Linked DNA regions of Homo sapiens: all the other regions are linked to region 1. The links are chromatin loops, found by intact Hi-C in ENCODE. Cell type or tissue: dorsolateral prefrontal cortex. All regions are shown on one strand.

Region 1 (5,000 bases):
CTACTACATTCCTACGCCATATTGTCCAACCTTTTGCTCCTAGGCTACAAATCTGTACAACATGTTACTATACTGAACACTGTAGGCAATTGTAACACCATGGCATTTGTATATCTAAACATAGAAAAGTACAGTAAAAATACGATATTATAATCTTACGGGACCACTGTCCTAGATGCAGTCTGACACTAACTGAAATGCTATGCAGTGCACAATTGTATTTTTATTAATTGCTTTTTCTCCTGGACTTTTGACTATGTTGCCTGTAACTGCCCCTTCATATGATGACAATGGCTGTATAACATTTTCAATAGAGAGAATATAAAATTGTCTTACCTTTAGCATGAGTGATTGATTTTTTAAATTATTCGTCTTTCCTCTAGCATGGGTGATTAATAGTTTAAGAAAGTGTTTCTCACCTTCACAATTTGTAATTGGCTGTGCCATATAAATTTTTAGAATTGTTGTTATATGTGGGAAGAGGTCTATCAATTCTTTCATATTTGAACTGTAAGATTTCACTGTATTTCAAATTTTCTTATGTAGTGGCTAGTCTTAAATCATTCTTGAGTTGATTACACTCATTAACCAGTTTGTTGTTGATGTTCTTGCCATAGTGGCGTATTGTGAGCTTTATGGGTCTGAATTTTACACCAAATCAGCAAGAAATTGAAATCATTTCTGATGTGTGCATATGATTTACTCCTCTTCAGTAAATGGATTACCAAGTAATCCAAGAGCCTACTAACTATTTCTATTTGCAATTTATCTTTTCCTCTAATGAATTACTGTGCTGGGTACTATCTGAAGAATTTTTTGTTACAACTCACTTCTTAAAGTCAGGTCTTTTCTTATTTTTATCTCTTATTAATTGTTTTTCTTTAATATTCCATTACTTTTATCTGAATTTTCTCTCTGTTCTTTAATAGCTAAATTTAAAGTGTCAAAGAAGGTCCAAATCAAAAATCCATAATTTCTCCTTTTTCTATTAAGACATTCCAGAATATCTTTTGGAAATTCAATTTAAATGCTGTATTCAAGCTTTATCAACTAAGCTAGTCCCATGAAAAAAGGAGATAAAATATAAAGTATATTTAAAATTGTATATGGTTTTAAAAATTACCAAGTGTGTCCTGACAGGAATGAAATTCAATTTTGACAAAGCATCAATAAGAACTAAATTCTCTGCTTACAATTTTACACATCAGAATGGATTAGAAGAAATTTCTATAGACTAGTTTCTGACTCCATACATTTCAAGCCTTGTTTCTCCCCTCTGCTCACATTTTCCCTGAACCAGGCACCCTGAACAGACTCTATTATAGTACAACCTCTGACCTTGCATCATGTTTTCACAGCTGCACAGTGGGCAGAGTACTATCCCTGGAAACCATTCTTATACCAGAACAGCTAGCAATAACTCTGCATGAAAGAGACAGAAAACCACGACAATGCAACAACTACACTCAGACTAAATGTATCCCCACTCAACTTCCCTGAGCTGGGTCCCCAAAATGTCCATGCTTCCCCAACGCCATCCAACACAGAGTAAAATGTGATGGAGCGGAAGTTGACAAGGAAAGAGGCAGCACACCTAACCAATTGCATGCAGTTGAAAATATCTTACTTTTGCAAATTTCACAAAACATAACCATGAGAACACATTGCCAGGGGACCCCCCCCCCCACCCACTTCCTCACATGCACACCTTGGACCTTGGAAAGGGCCTACGCAAATGAAGATCCCTGAAGCTAGAGCTTCATTGGCTTCACGGTAAATCTGTCTCTGATTTTCATAGTTAACTTGACTAACAACAACTATATTCGTTAAGGTAACCCTAAATGGTATAACAAACAAACAAACACAAAGATGCATAATAGCTCAAAGACACTTAGAGGTTTACTTCTTGCTATGGAAAGTCCAAAAGAGGTGTTCTTCATGGACAGGTAGCTCTCCTCCAAGTGGTGACTTGAAGACCCAGATTCATTGCATCTTGTGATTCCATCTTCAACACATGAATCCCAAAACTGCCATGCTCATCTGCATCACACCACAAAAGGACAAATGACTTGGAGATTTCTATGTAGAGAGTTCTATGGACCAGACTCACAAGTGATGTGTATCACTTCCGCTCACATTCCATCACCTAAGACTCAGTCACAGGCCGGGCATGGTAATCTCAGCACTTTGGGAGGCAGAGGCGGGAGGATCACTTGAGGTCAGGAGTTTGAGACCAGCCTGGCCAACGCGGTGAAACCCTGTCTCTACTAAAAATACAAAAATTAGCCAGGCATGGTTGGGGGTGCCTCTAATCCCAGCTACTCAGGAGGCTGAAGCAGGAGAATCGCTGGAAGCTGGGAGATGGAGGTTGTAGTGAGCCGAGATCATGGCACTGCACGCCAGCCTGGGCGACAAGAGTGAGACTCCATCTCAAAACAAAAAAAAAAGACTCAGTCACATGGACACAACTAACTGCAAGCCAGGAGCTGAGAAAGGAAACCAAGGCTTTGTAGCAGCTCAAGTCTGTAGAGGTTCCCAGTTTTCCTCCAACATCACTCTGAAGTCCAGGGTTACAAGCAGGGACAGTGGACACTTACATCAATCCTTTTCTATGGTTGCCCGGGCAGGCACAAATTTAGGAGAGGAAAAAAATAAAATCCCTTTCCATTATCTCTGTTCCAGTGAAGTTACTGGCAAAAGCCAGCGTCGTTTGTATGTGCAACCACTAGATGGCTCTTTAGGCCTTTGGATTCCCCAAGTTTTTGTTAGATGCTTTTCAGCCAAGCAGTTTGAAAGGATTCTCCAGTCATCTGAGCAGAGTTATAAATGGCCCTATTCTTCCTAGCCTCACCCCAAGAATGGACCTGGGCCTGCCTCCACCTCGGGAGGATTGGCAACCAAGATAAAAGAGAAGTCAGTGCTGTTAAGCAGAGCATGGGGAAGTCCGTTGGAAGCAGAGACACTGAGCCCAGAAGGCTTGGCCAGAGGCGCAGCTCTGCTCAGAAAGCTCAGTGGAATGTGGCCTCACAGTACCTGTTTTATTGTCTGTTAAATAGAAAATACACTGCTACTTTAATTTAATACAGGTGTCCTGCTTTTCCAAGTGCCTTTACAAACACCGTCTACTTTTGTCCCCATAACATCCCAGTCAGGCCAGCATTAGGCATTATGGGTCCCACTTTGCAGATGGTGAAACTAAGGGACTAAAATGTCAAATAACTTGCCCAATGAGGTCACGAGGCAAGTTATCCTTTTCATGGTTTCGTGCTTTGCATTTTGTAAAACACTGCCAATGCTTTGGCTTCCTCATTTCTCACAACAGCATATGAAAGCAAGACAAGCATTGCCATCACTATCTTCATTCTATAGAGGGGGAAAAATGCTAAAATCTAGTGAGGTTGAAGCAATCTGTTCATCTTGGCAGCATTCATGCTATAACTCTCCTTTCCAGATCTCCCTGTTAAAATTAGATTTTCAGGCTTAACACCAATTACTTTTCTGGAACAAAAGGGCCAATTCTCTCCGCTTATGGTCACATACAAAGTATAAATATTTAAATTCTTTTTAAATTTAGAAAAGACTTCTTTTATCTCTTCTATAGTTTCTTTAAACATGAAACCATAATTTTCGCCAATGTCAAGATTAGCTCTGTCTTTTGCATGCTTTCGTTGTGCATTTTGTCAACTACGTGAATAAAGAGAACAGAAACATAAAGGCATTGACGGAGACTGAGGAGCAAGCAGGTAAGAGAATGTGTGGCCAGTCCTTGGCGCCTCTGTGAGAAGCATCTGGACAGAGCAGTGGCTTCCAACTGTGCTCACCCCAGGCCCAGCTGCATCAGTCACATCTGTGAGTCTGGGGAAGAACTGGGCTGTTTTTCAAGTCCTCCTCTTGTCCCAGGAGATTCAGAATCACAGGCAGCACTGAGGACAATTCTGTTCTCCAAAAGAAGATCCAGCACTAGAAGTCCACGGTTTGCTCTTCTGTTTGAAACTTGCCTCTTAGCCAAAGGAAGATGAAAATCTCAGAGGAAATATCAAAGTGACCTAAAAGTCAGCTACAAGTATTAAACACAGTCAAATACAGTTAAATAAATAACAGGACTTGGATCTTCCTCAGACTCCAGATGAAATGGAAATAAATTCATAGCTAAAGGGGAGATTTTATTCTCCAACCATTGGATTTTCAGATCCTACTGACATTTACTAAGGCCTTGCATTTGGCAAATGCTATGCTGGAGGCTGTTTATATTTCAGTTCATCTTCACAACCACCATGTGGAAACATCACATGTCTCCATTCTAGAGATGAGAACGAACACTGATACTCAGAAATGATGATGTGACTGTCCTATCCAGCACTAGTGAGCATCAGCATTGGTTACATCCAGGTCTTAGAAATAACAGTATCTACCAGTACCTGGGAACCTGCTATATGCCTGGCCCTCAGCAGTAGCTACCTACCTGATTTCTAATTCTCACACTAACCCTGAAAAGCAGGGAATATTGTTATTCCCACTTTCCAGATGAGAAAACTGATGCTTAGAAAGGTTCGGTAAGTCTACAAAATGGCATCAGTAAGAAAAGGCAGAGTGAAATTTAAACCGGTTCAGTCTAGGCCGGTGACCACTGCAGTGTGCCAATTCCAGGTCCAAGGCGGCTCTTGTAGCTGCTGCTGTTGTGTTGTTGTTTCACCACCTTTTACTGTCATTCAACTTGCTCTCAGCAGTTGGTGTGTAACCTGTAGAAACCTGTAGGAACAAAGGTAAGGTCCTCCCAGCTGAACGGTGGCCCTGCTCAGAGGAAGGATAATAAAGTCATGCTGCAGCGCTTCCTGTTTCCTCATGCCATTATATGGACAAGATTGGCTTTTCTTACGATGTTCTGGCAGCAACCCATGACCCAGACCTGTGCCAATGTGATTCAGATACCGTCCAAGTTCTGGGCTACTGTTCAAATATGTCCTGAGTTCCTCTGGGCCACTTTATCCCCTGCCATGTAC
Region 2 (5,000 bases), 150 kb after region 1:
TTTTACAAGACAATTGACAAGGCAATATCATGAGAAAGGACTATTTTAGATTAAATGAATTTTAAGGAACATAATAACCAGACATAATACATGACCCTGGATTGGATCCTAGTTTGAACAAACAAGATATACACAATGATGTAGGGACAAATGTGTAATTTTAATATGGACTAGTTATTAAATGATACAGGTTGAGCATCCCTAATCCAAAAATCCAAAATCCAAATGCTCCAAATCTGAAACTTTTGAGCACCAACATGATACTCAAGGGAAAGGCTCATTAGAGTATTTCAAATTTTGGATTTTCAGATTAGGTATATTCAGTCAGTAACCATAATATGACTATTACAAAATCAAAAAAAAAAATCCAAAAAAAAATCCAAAATCTGAAATGCTTCTGGTCCTAAGCATTTCAGAAAAGGAATACTCAATTTGACCTAAAGACTTGTTCATTTTGTCAAAAGTGTTCATATTGTTTTGGCTACATAAGAAAATGATTTCTTAAACGGAATTTTAAATATATTTTTGAGATTTCTTTTTACCCTTTGAGATTTTTTAACTTACTATTTAAAATGTAATTATCAAATACTATAACATGGTAAGATTCATGTACAACAATCTGAATTTACAGATTTACCCTGCAGCACAGAGTCTCACTGAGCCTTTAGCATCATGGGGGCTAAATTCCTCAGTGCTTTGGAAAGACAGAAATGAGAATGCAGCACCCAGTCTGGGTCAGACATAGGCTGTTCCAGCGCTGCTCCAGTCTCCCAGGAACAGTGCTTAGTTTTGACCTAAACCAGACCCTGTAAGACTTGCCTAGGTCATTCTAAAACAGATGGGACTTCCTGCACCCAGCTCTATCTACACACACAGTTCCCATTCATACCACTGGTCCCAAAACACAAGTGTCTCAAAACTTTACCTAACTGCAAACTTCCTGGTATCTATGATCATCACCATATGTAGTCCTAAAATATGATATTCTAATCTAAAGACTGTCTACTTTTCAGGAAAATAAGCAGTTTTTATGGACGAGGTATGTAATAATGATGTCCATGTGCTATAAACCCTTCCATTATACATGTTAATTTACTCAATCATTCACTCAACAAGAATCTATTGAATTCCTATTTTGGGCCAAGTACTAAGCTAAGCAATGGGATAAAGAGTTGGCTGAGCTGCAATCCCTGAATTTAACTTAAGCTAATTCAACTATATCCACTCAGCCTAAAAATGAAAGGGCAAGAAAGGCAGACAGACAGTGAAAGGAAGACGGATAAGTGATTCCACCTGCTTCCATTCAATTAGTACAGTGGTTCTCCAGGTGAGGTCCCCAGACCAGCAGTATCAGCTTCACCTGAGAACTTGCTGAAAATGCAATCCCCTTGGCTGAATCCCAGACCTACAGAATCAGAAACCATGAGGGTAAAACCCAGTAAACTGTGCTTTAACAAGCCGTACAGGTGATTCTGTAAAGTTTTGAAAACCACTGAGTTAGAATAAGCACCAAAATAGACATTAATTTGTTATTCCTTCTCTTGTTCTAGGTTTCAGAGTACCTGAAATACTGTAAGTATCTCATCATGCTGAATGAGACTCTGGTGTCTAAAGATTTGAATTACCACTGAACATACCCCCAAATATAAGCTAACTGTATCATTTGAAACTCAACATGAGAAACCACCACAGGAACACCTTTCGAAACTCAGCAGGTTTCAACAAGGGAGGAAAGACTGACTGTGTTGGACTTAAAGAAAGGAAGCTCATGGCTCTCTAACAAGATGCCTTCCCATGAGATTCTTGAAGATAATTTTGCCCTAATGATTTTCACCTCACCCACTGACTACAGAACTGAGTCTTCATGTAAACTGAGATATTGCCGTAGCCTTTAAAAGCATCCCACAAAGAAAAACATTAATAATCCAGTCTAAAATTTTCAGATTTGAAAACATGGGTATGTGTTTGTATATGTCATGCTAAATATAACTGATATAAAGTTCTTGCCAGAGAAACACTTCCATCTAGAATCACAAGGGCCACAAGAACTTCAGAACCAGAGAAAGCCAAATTCCCTTGTGTGGCCATGCCCAAGGTACTCCTGCTCCCAGCAATCAGCCTTGATTGTTAAGATTGGGGAAAAGAGAGAGGAACCCTGGCAAGAAAGCAGACTTCGGAGTTAAAAGACCTGAACTTGAATCTCTTCTAACTGTGAAGCCTCGGGCAAATTACTTAACCTCTCTGAACCTTAGTATCTTCCTGTATAAAATAAGGATAACCACATACAATTCAAAGGATTTCTGTGAGGATAGGGAAAATGCACCTAATGTACCAGGCATAGTTCCAGATATATACGTGCTTAAAAGATGTTAGTTCTCCTCTCTATCCCATTTGCACACCAATCCTAAGCACGGAGTACTTAGATGGGAGACAGATTAAGTTCTTCACAGAATTACAGGACCTTAGAATGTCAAAATCTCCTATTTTCTGAGTGCTTCACCTAGGTGCTAAACAACTGGAAATACGTAGTGAAATGTTCTTTGCACAACATGAATTTACAGAATTTCCTTGGCTCCTTCCTATCATCAAGGATATCAACTTCTGGCTAGATAACTAGATAGTTTTCAACACCTAATGGCCAGGCACACTAGGGGCAGCATGCCCTCTGCTGTTGAGAAGTGGGACCCACGTGCCACTCCCTGTTCTGGGCTCCTGAATAAAGATTTTATGAATTACAACACGGAAAGGTCACAAGGGCCTTAGAAACCATTCCGTCTGTGTTGCTCAACTGAAGAAATTAGGCTCGAAGAGGTCACATGACTTAGCCATGGTCACAAGGCAGAGGCAGAGCTAGAACTTTATTTTTGCAGTTTGGTTTATTGAACCAATTAAAATAAATAATAGCATGGTAAAGACAACACCGTATGACCTTGGAAAGGAAACAAACCTCTCTAGTCATGCACAGCAGTTCTTTCTAGCACGTGGTCCTAGAAATTTCATTTTTTCTTTTTTATAATTTTTTTTATGGCCCAAGAAATTTCAAAACATGCTTCCCCACTTTACCATGTGGAGGAGAAATAGATCTGTGAGAATGGGTAGGCAAGAAGAAAAGAGACCATCCTTTAAATGATGTTTATTGTATAAAAGTAATTATTTGGACTTTAAAACCACTCAAGAATAAAGTTCGCATCCAGAAAAATCAGTAGCAACATTACATCTGTTAGTTTTGATGGCAACTTGGGGACAGCGGGGGTGGGAGAGGTGGGGATGGGAGGGAATAACACAGAGCACCTACCACGTGTCTGCCACAGTGCTGTTGCTCTACACAGATCCCTTCACCATCTCGGCAGTTACCCTCTGGGGCCACTTTCATCACCCAGTTTTAAAATAAGAAGGCTGATGCTCAGAGAGGTCAGAGAGCTTGCCCAAGGTAATGTAACTAATAATTAGGAATCAAATGTAATTCTTTTCATGTGCTTTTAACCCCTACCCAATCCCGCCTCCAAGAAAACCCAGATCTTTATACTCCTTGCATTATAACACGCTCATGCAGATAAAGCTGACTATAAACTTCAACCCTCGGTAGGCGACACTTAAGAGTGAGTATCTTTCTCCTAAATTTGCAAAATGAAGGACAAATCTCCCAGCCATTTACTAACAGTTACATTGCAGAATATGTGGAATGTTGGTCTTTTCACTGACCTGACAATAATTGTTACTACACTACTATTGCTAACTCCATTAGGCCACTGATAAAACCAAAATCACATTGGCTCCTTCTTGGCAGCCTTCGGTTTTAGAAAATTCAGTATGCAGTTGGATTTATTCAGGCACCCAGACATCTAATAACAGTTAACTAAAATTTTACTAAAGATACAAAAAGTATACCCAGAGATATACATGACCAAAAAAATTAACTTACGCCTCCAATAAATCAAAGCACCTTAAAGGAGTTTTTCATGTGCTCTGGTTTCCAACTCTAATGCAGAGATCTAAAATAAAATAAGACCCTCTTTCTCCCATTTGATGTGTGTGTCTTATATTAATTTGGGGATTGTGGGGTTACATTCCATTAGAGTTCTTAAATGGAGACTGACAGCTTTCTGGGCAAGCTTGATATGCCCTGAAAGGATGGACACTTTTATGTTAGAAGAACACGGGTTCCCAAAGAAGGACTAAAACATGGAAGGAAGGTGGAGTTTAGACAAGCCCTAGATCTACAGTTGGAGAAGGATGGATGTCTAGGAGTGGATTCCTACTAAGTTGTCCCTCACACATGGGCACCCTAGAGGTAGGACAAGATCAGAGAGCAAGCCACATCTTATGAGTCAGATCTCTGGCTCTTGGATGACTCCTGGTTTATTTCTTCTTTATTATGTCAAGGCCTTTCAAAAACCCTGCTTAAATGTTCTACCTTTACTCATCCATACAATGAAGATACCAGAAAGTATTGGAGATTAAATTTGACTTAAAGAATTAAAGAGGAAACGGTATCCCCCAGTGAGTGTAGTGGTAGCAAAGGAAATGTTTACAAGTCCCTCCAAGAGGAAGGTGAGTCCAAGAAGATACTGTCCTCCCTTCCCACGAAGATGCTCTCGTCATTGCCAACCTTAGAGGGTCGAGCTTCCATCTTAACAAAAAGGGTGGAAGTCCTCTCAGAGATATGCTTCAAAGGCAATCATCTTCGTATGTAATAAGACACTGCTCCTCTTTACACATACTTCTATAAGTGTTAACCAGGAGACAGAACTGCATTCCCTGACTCCTATGCTTTTTTTTTCCTAACATGCCCCTAATCTTAAAAATGAGACTCTTAGAAATAAATTTATTTAAAGAGAAAATGGTAAATGAGAAAGGGAAGCAAATAAGTGATAATGGGAGAGTCCATCATGGGGAAAATTTAGTGCCCCAGCCTCCTATACTCAGATGGTTTGAAAGGCAAGAACACAATAGCTACCACAGTGCCCTTGTACATGGCAGATACTTTATAGATAATTGTT
Region 3 (5,000 bases), 530 kb after region 1:
TTTGAAGTGTTTTGAGATGTAGATTTTTTTTTTTTTAGTGTTAGCCTTGGTCTAAGAGCCTAGCTGAAAGTTCTTAGATTCCTTGTAGTCTAGAAAAGTACCTCATGGTGGAAAAATTATTTCCTACTAATGACTTTTTTTTTTGTATTTTTAGTAGAGATAGGGTTACACCGTGTTGGCCAGGCTGGCCTCAAATTCCTGGCCTCAAGTGATCCACCTGCCTCCGCCTCCCAAAGTGCTGGGGTTACAGACGTGAGCCACCGCGCCTGGCCTCCCTTTTATTCTTTAAATGATTCTATCACATTGGCTTCTGTTTTTCTTGTACTTCATCAGGCATCCTTCTACTTTAGGGCCTTTGCACTTGTTCCTTTTGTCTGGAATGCTTTTCCTCTAATGTCTACAGGGTTATCTCTCTTATTTCCTTCAGGGCTTGGCTTAGAAGCCCCCTTCTCAATAAAGCCTTCCCTAGCCACTGTGTATGAAATGTTAAGCCCCTCTTCCACAACATTTTATACTACTCTTTCCTGCTTTATTTTTGTTTTCTCCTTTAGCACTTATTACCTTCCAACATACCATATATTTTACTTATTTATTTTCCTTGTTGTCTGCATATCTCTATTACTAAAGTAAGGTCCAGGAAGGCAGATTTTGGGCCTTTTGTTCACCACTGTATCCCCAATACCTAGGTCAGTGCTCATTCTTAGTAGACCCTTAATACATATTTGTTGAATAAATGATTTCTTTGTTTTATTTGCCTTAAATACAATGTATGAATGCTTTCCACTACTAAAAGTAATTATTAGTTGACATTGATGATTGATTTTTAAAAAATTTTGTTTTTGATAGGACCATCAAAGAACTGCAGGGCCAGCTGGAGTATGAACGACTACGTAGAGAAAAATTAGAATGTCAGCTTGATGAATATCGAGCAGAAGTTGATCAACTCAGGGAAACACTGGAAAAAATTCAAGTCCCAAACTTTGTGGCTATGGTTGGTGTCCTTTTTAATACATTTATTTTTCTCAAGAAGTATATACAAGAGTGGCCAAGAGTACAAGCTTTGGGCTGGGGCTCTTTGGACTTGAATCCTGGCTATAGTCTTTTTTGATTTGGGCTACTCATTTAACCTTTTTGTGCCTCAACTATAAACTGGAGATGATAACTTATACTTTCTAGAGCTGATGACAGGATTAAAGGAATACACACACACACACACACACACACACACACACACACACACTCTATATGTAACTATAACTTTCTAGATACATACACACATCTGTCTATCTATCTTCAAACAGCAGCCTAGTTCATAAGTATTATTGTTAACATTGTACCATAGAAGGAGAAAATGTTTTCATAAGTAATCAATCAGAATTCTAAGACAGCTAGAGGATATGTATATTTTAATATTCTAAATAACCAAAATAAAGTGCTTTGAATGGAATCCATATTTTCTTTCCATAGGGAAGTTTCTTCATCAATCATCATGGATGAATTAATTCTGTTTGAGGCTTGTGTCACCTCAAATCTGATCTATTAATATTATAGAATCTTCCTGGCTTCTTTTTATTTTGCACAAACTAGTCATTGGTCTCTTTAATAACCACTTTAAAAATATTAAAATAATAAAACATGTTTGTTGTATAGTGTTAAAAACAAGATAGATGTTCCTTCTGACACTAAGTTCCACTCTCCAGAGGAAGCTATTGTTAACAATTTAGTACATACCATATTAGACAAAATTCTATTTATCTGCAAACATGTATGTGTATTTCTATGCATATGCAAATATAACCACTTCCTCAGTTTCTCTGGGTTTTGGTGTCTCACCAGTGGTTGATTTTCCAAGAAATATAATTAACTATAATAATTAATCTATTCTCTTCATTTTGCAACCCTCTTCTTGTACGATCTTTAGCACATGGGGAAAATTTAGTATCAGAGAGGCCAGCTGTACAGTCATGTGTTGGTTAGAGGGCTAGAGGACACAGCACCATTTATAACTCACTGCTTCCAATCAAATCTGTTACCCCTCCACCTTGTGGCAGGGACTCTGTGACTCCCAGTCTCCTCAAAAGTAGAAAGGTAAGTTGTAAGTTGTTGTTCTTCGTTTTTTCTTTTTTTGGACAGGGTGTTGCTCTTGTCACCCATACTTCAATGCAGTGGTGCCATCATAGGGCACTGTAGCCTCGAACTCCCTAGGTTCAAGTGATCCTCTTGCCTCAGCCTCCCAAGTAGCTGGGACTGTAGGCATGCACCAACACACCTGGCCAATTAGTTTTTTTGTTTGTTTGTTTGTTTGTTTTGTAAGGACGGGATCTTGCTTTGTTGCCAAGGCTAAGTTGTTGTTCTTCAGCTGCCTAGGTGGGACAATCTTTTGGGGTGGTCACGCAAGCTGCACATTTTCTTTTGAGCCATTCCAAACTGTCTACTTTAGGAATGTTTCTGTCTTTTAGCTATTTAGAAATTCTCTTTGCTTACTCAGAAGCATCTGTTCTCAGGTTGGATCTGGTTTCATACTTCACAGTTTTGCTTCCCTAAAACTTCACTCTACCAACAATGTGTAGGCTTTCAGGAGAGCTGTCTCAAGGTCCCTGTGCTCAGAGTTCATTTTTTTTTGCATTCTTGCTTTAGGTTATACCTAATTTTTGTAAATAAGCAAATGTCACTGAGCTTTCATGGCAGCTGCAACTCTGGCACTGCTTATTTTCACTTGCAAAAGCTTGAATCTCAATTTCCTCATCTTTAAAATGAGGAATAATAATACCTACCTCATGGAATTGTATTGATGTTAAATGGAATATTGTGTAGAAATCCTGAATTTGGTTTCTAGCACGCAGAGGTATTCACTATATAGTAGTAGTCATTGTATTATTTACTCCCTTTCTTTTTTTCCATTTTCTATATTACAGATGAGTTGACATGGTCAGTGGATAAATAAATGTGTAGAGCCACATGCAGCTAAGGATAGGAAGAATTTATCTGGGAGTCTAATTATATGTAATGTATAAGTAAAATGAACTTTTCGTTCAGGATTATAAATACGGAATCCTCAAGAAGCTCTGACTAAGTCTTTCTCCTGCCACCTTCTGGTCAGGACCTATGATTGCATACTACTGTACCTTAAGATCCTCGGCCCCCAACATAATCTGCAATAGTATAATTTTTACTGAGAAAAAAAATTATTCGAATAGTTTCCTAGGATAGTTTGACATATATAAAGCACTTAAATGGTTTTTTGATAACAGCTGTTTTTATAGCACTTTCTCAGATATTATCTCATTTTAGTCTGCATCAACCCTATGAGGAGGTAGAATGATATATATATTTTTGATCCCATGTTATAAATGAGAGGGCAGAGGCTCAGAGAAGTTGAGAGTCTTGTTAGAGCATACAGCTAGTGTAAGGCAGGAGCAAACTCAGAATCTCTGTCTCCACATTATATTTTTCTAATACTTCTGTGGAAATGACTATCAAATCCATACTTAAGTACTGTGTCCCCACTAGGGATCCCCACCTGTATTTCCCACTGCTCGTCAACTGGACATTTCCACCCGAAATTCCTGGTGGTGCTTGAATTAAAAAAAAATGTCCAGAACCAAGCTCAATATCAAGACCAGATTCTCTCCCCTATCTCTGCATTTAAATTAATGGCATCACTATTTTCTCAACTACCCAGTCTTGGACTCTTAATGATTAGCCATGTTTTCTCCTTTAGATCATACAAAAAGCGAGTCCATCCTGTAGGTAGGAACATGTTCTCTACTTTCACTGCTTCCCTAGTTTAGGTTTCTATATCTTTCTATCTGAACTACTGTGATAGAATTTTGGTATTTACTCCTTCCCTATCCAAATCCATTTGACTCACAGTGGTCAGCTTGATTTTCTTGTCACTCCTTGGATTGAAAATCTTCCTTACCTGAATAAGTACTGATTCTTCAGTTTGACATTCAGCCTTAACCTACCTCACCAACTTTATTTTTGTCTGTTCTCCTATATATATATTAATAGCTTATTTTTTCTTAAGCTACCCTATGCTTTCCCATCATTAAGCCTTTGTTCAATTTGTCCATATACCTTGAAAACTGCCTGTTGACTCTGTAAAATCCCCTAGGAGCCATCTCATTTATCACCCCTTTCCTAGTCTCCCTGGTCACACGTGATCTCTCCTTCTATCAAGCACCTTGTACTGGTCTGAGGGCTTCTCGTCATCTGTATCACAGCATGATTGGGCACTTACTTTACCCGCAGTACTGAAAATCTAAGTTTTATAAGATCACTTAACTTATGTTAATAACATCATCTTAGTCATCATTAACAACAGGTTTTGAGTATGTTGGGCTTAGTGTTAAGACTTTATATTCAGCAGATACCATCTTCATTTTATAAATGAAGAAATCAACTCTCAGATAAAATAAACAATTTATAAAGTTACAAAGCTTGTTAGATGGCTAGCCATGATTTCAACCTGTCTAGCCCCAAGTCTATGCTTTTAACACCACTTGTTACTGCTATTATAAACCCCTCACATTCCCTCTTTCTGTGCTTTTAAGAACATTTATTTTGAAAATTTTTCTTTGAAAACTTTTGATGATAGCTTTTTAATTTTAGTAAATTAATTTAGTAAATTAATTTTAGGGTTAATTTACTTATGAAAACTTAAAAATTGGTAAGAATTTTGTTAAAATGTTACACTATAAGTTCAAACATATATTTCAAGATATGTCTTAAATTGGAAGTTGAGATGATAAAATATAACGTAGGATATCTTCATGACCTTGGGGTAGGAAAAAAATGTGTAGACTGGACTTCATTAAAATAAGACTTCAGTTCATCAAAGATTATATGAACAGACTTGAAAAGGCAAGCCAAAGTGTAGAAAAACATATTTCCTTTCTTTCTCTCTGCTTTTCTTTCTTCTCTCCTATCTGAAAAAGAAGTTGTATCTAGAATATATAAATCAACGTGAAAAAGACAGTCCAGTAAAAAAACTGGGC

The links. A loop is a pair of places that touch in the nucleus more often than their neighbours do. Peaks named below come from ENCODE experiments on the same cell type or tissue, not always from the same donor. Only the 100,000 strongest peaks of a DNase experiment are listed, where the experiment ranks them.
Region 2: a loop joins it to region 1, with 16 times the contacts of the local background. A loop is called at or near these places in 76 of 110 quality-filtered maps.
Region 3: it touches region 1 in a loop (3-fold over the local background); 38 of 110 quality-filtered maps call a loop at or near these places.

Annotation. Positions count from the first base shown.
Region 1 is chr11:82,715,679-82,720,678 of GRCh38, forward strand. No RefSeq gene overlaps it. Among named protein-coding and RNA genes, the nearest start is that of FAM181B, 16 kb to the right of the region's middle. In dorsolateral prefrontal cortex, CTCF peaks have their summits at 2,697 (motif pointing right), 2,901 and 3,884; DNase peaks (open chromatin) are centred at 2,833 and 3,823; H3K4me3 peaks cover 1,670 bases; H3K27ac peaks cover 2,932 bases.
Region 2 is chr11:82,861,722-82,866,721 of GRCh38, forward strand. All of the region lies in intron 1 of PRCP (prolylcarboxypeptidase), which reads right to left. Among named protein-coding and RNA genes, the nearest start is that of PRCP, 36 kb to the right of the region's middle. In dorsolateral prefrontal cortex, CTCF peaks have their summits at 2,675 (motif pointing left) and 2,882; a DNase peak (open chromatin) is centred at 2,680; H3K27ac peaks cover 3,692 bases.
Region 3 is chr11:83,247,097-83,252,096 of GRCh38, forward strand. It overlaps ANKRD42 (ankyrin repeat domain 42), which reads left to right. Exons shown (of 11, transcript NM_001300975.2): 11 at 847-1,875. The coding sequence ends at 1,108. Among named protein-coding and RNA genes, the nearest start is that of CCDC90B-AS1, 37 kb to the right of the region's middle. In dorsolateral prefrontal cortex, CTCF peaks have their summits at 3,074 (motif pointing left) and 3,274; no DNase peak of the experiment used is centred here.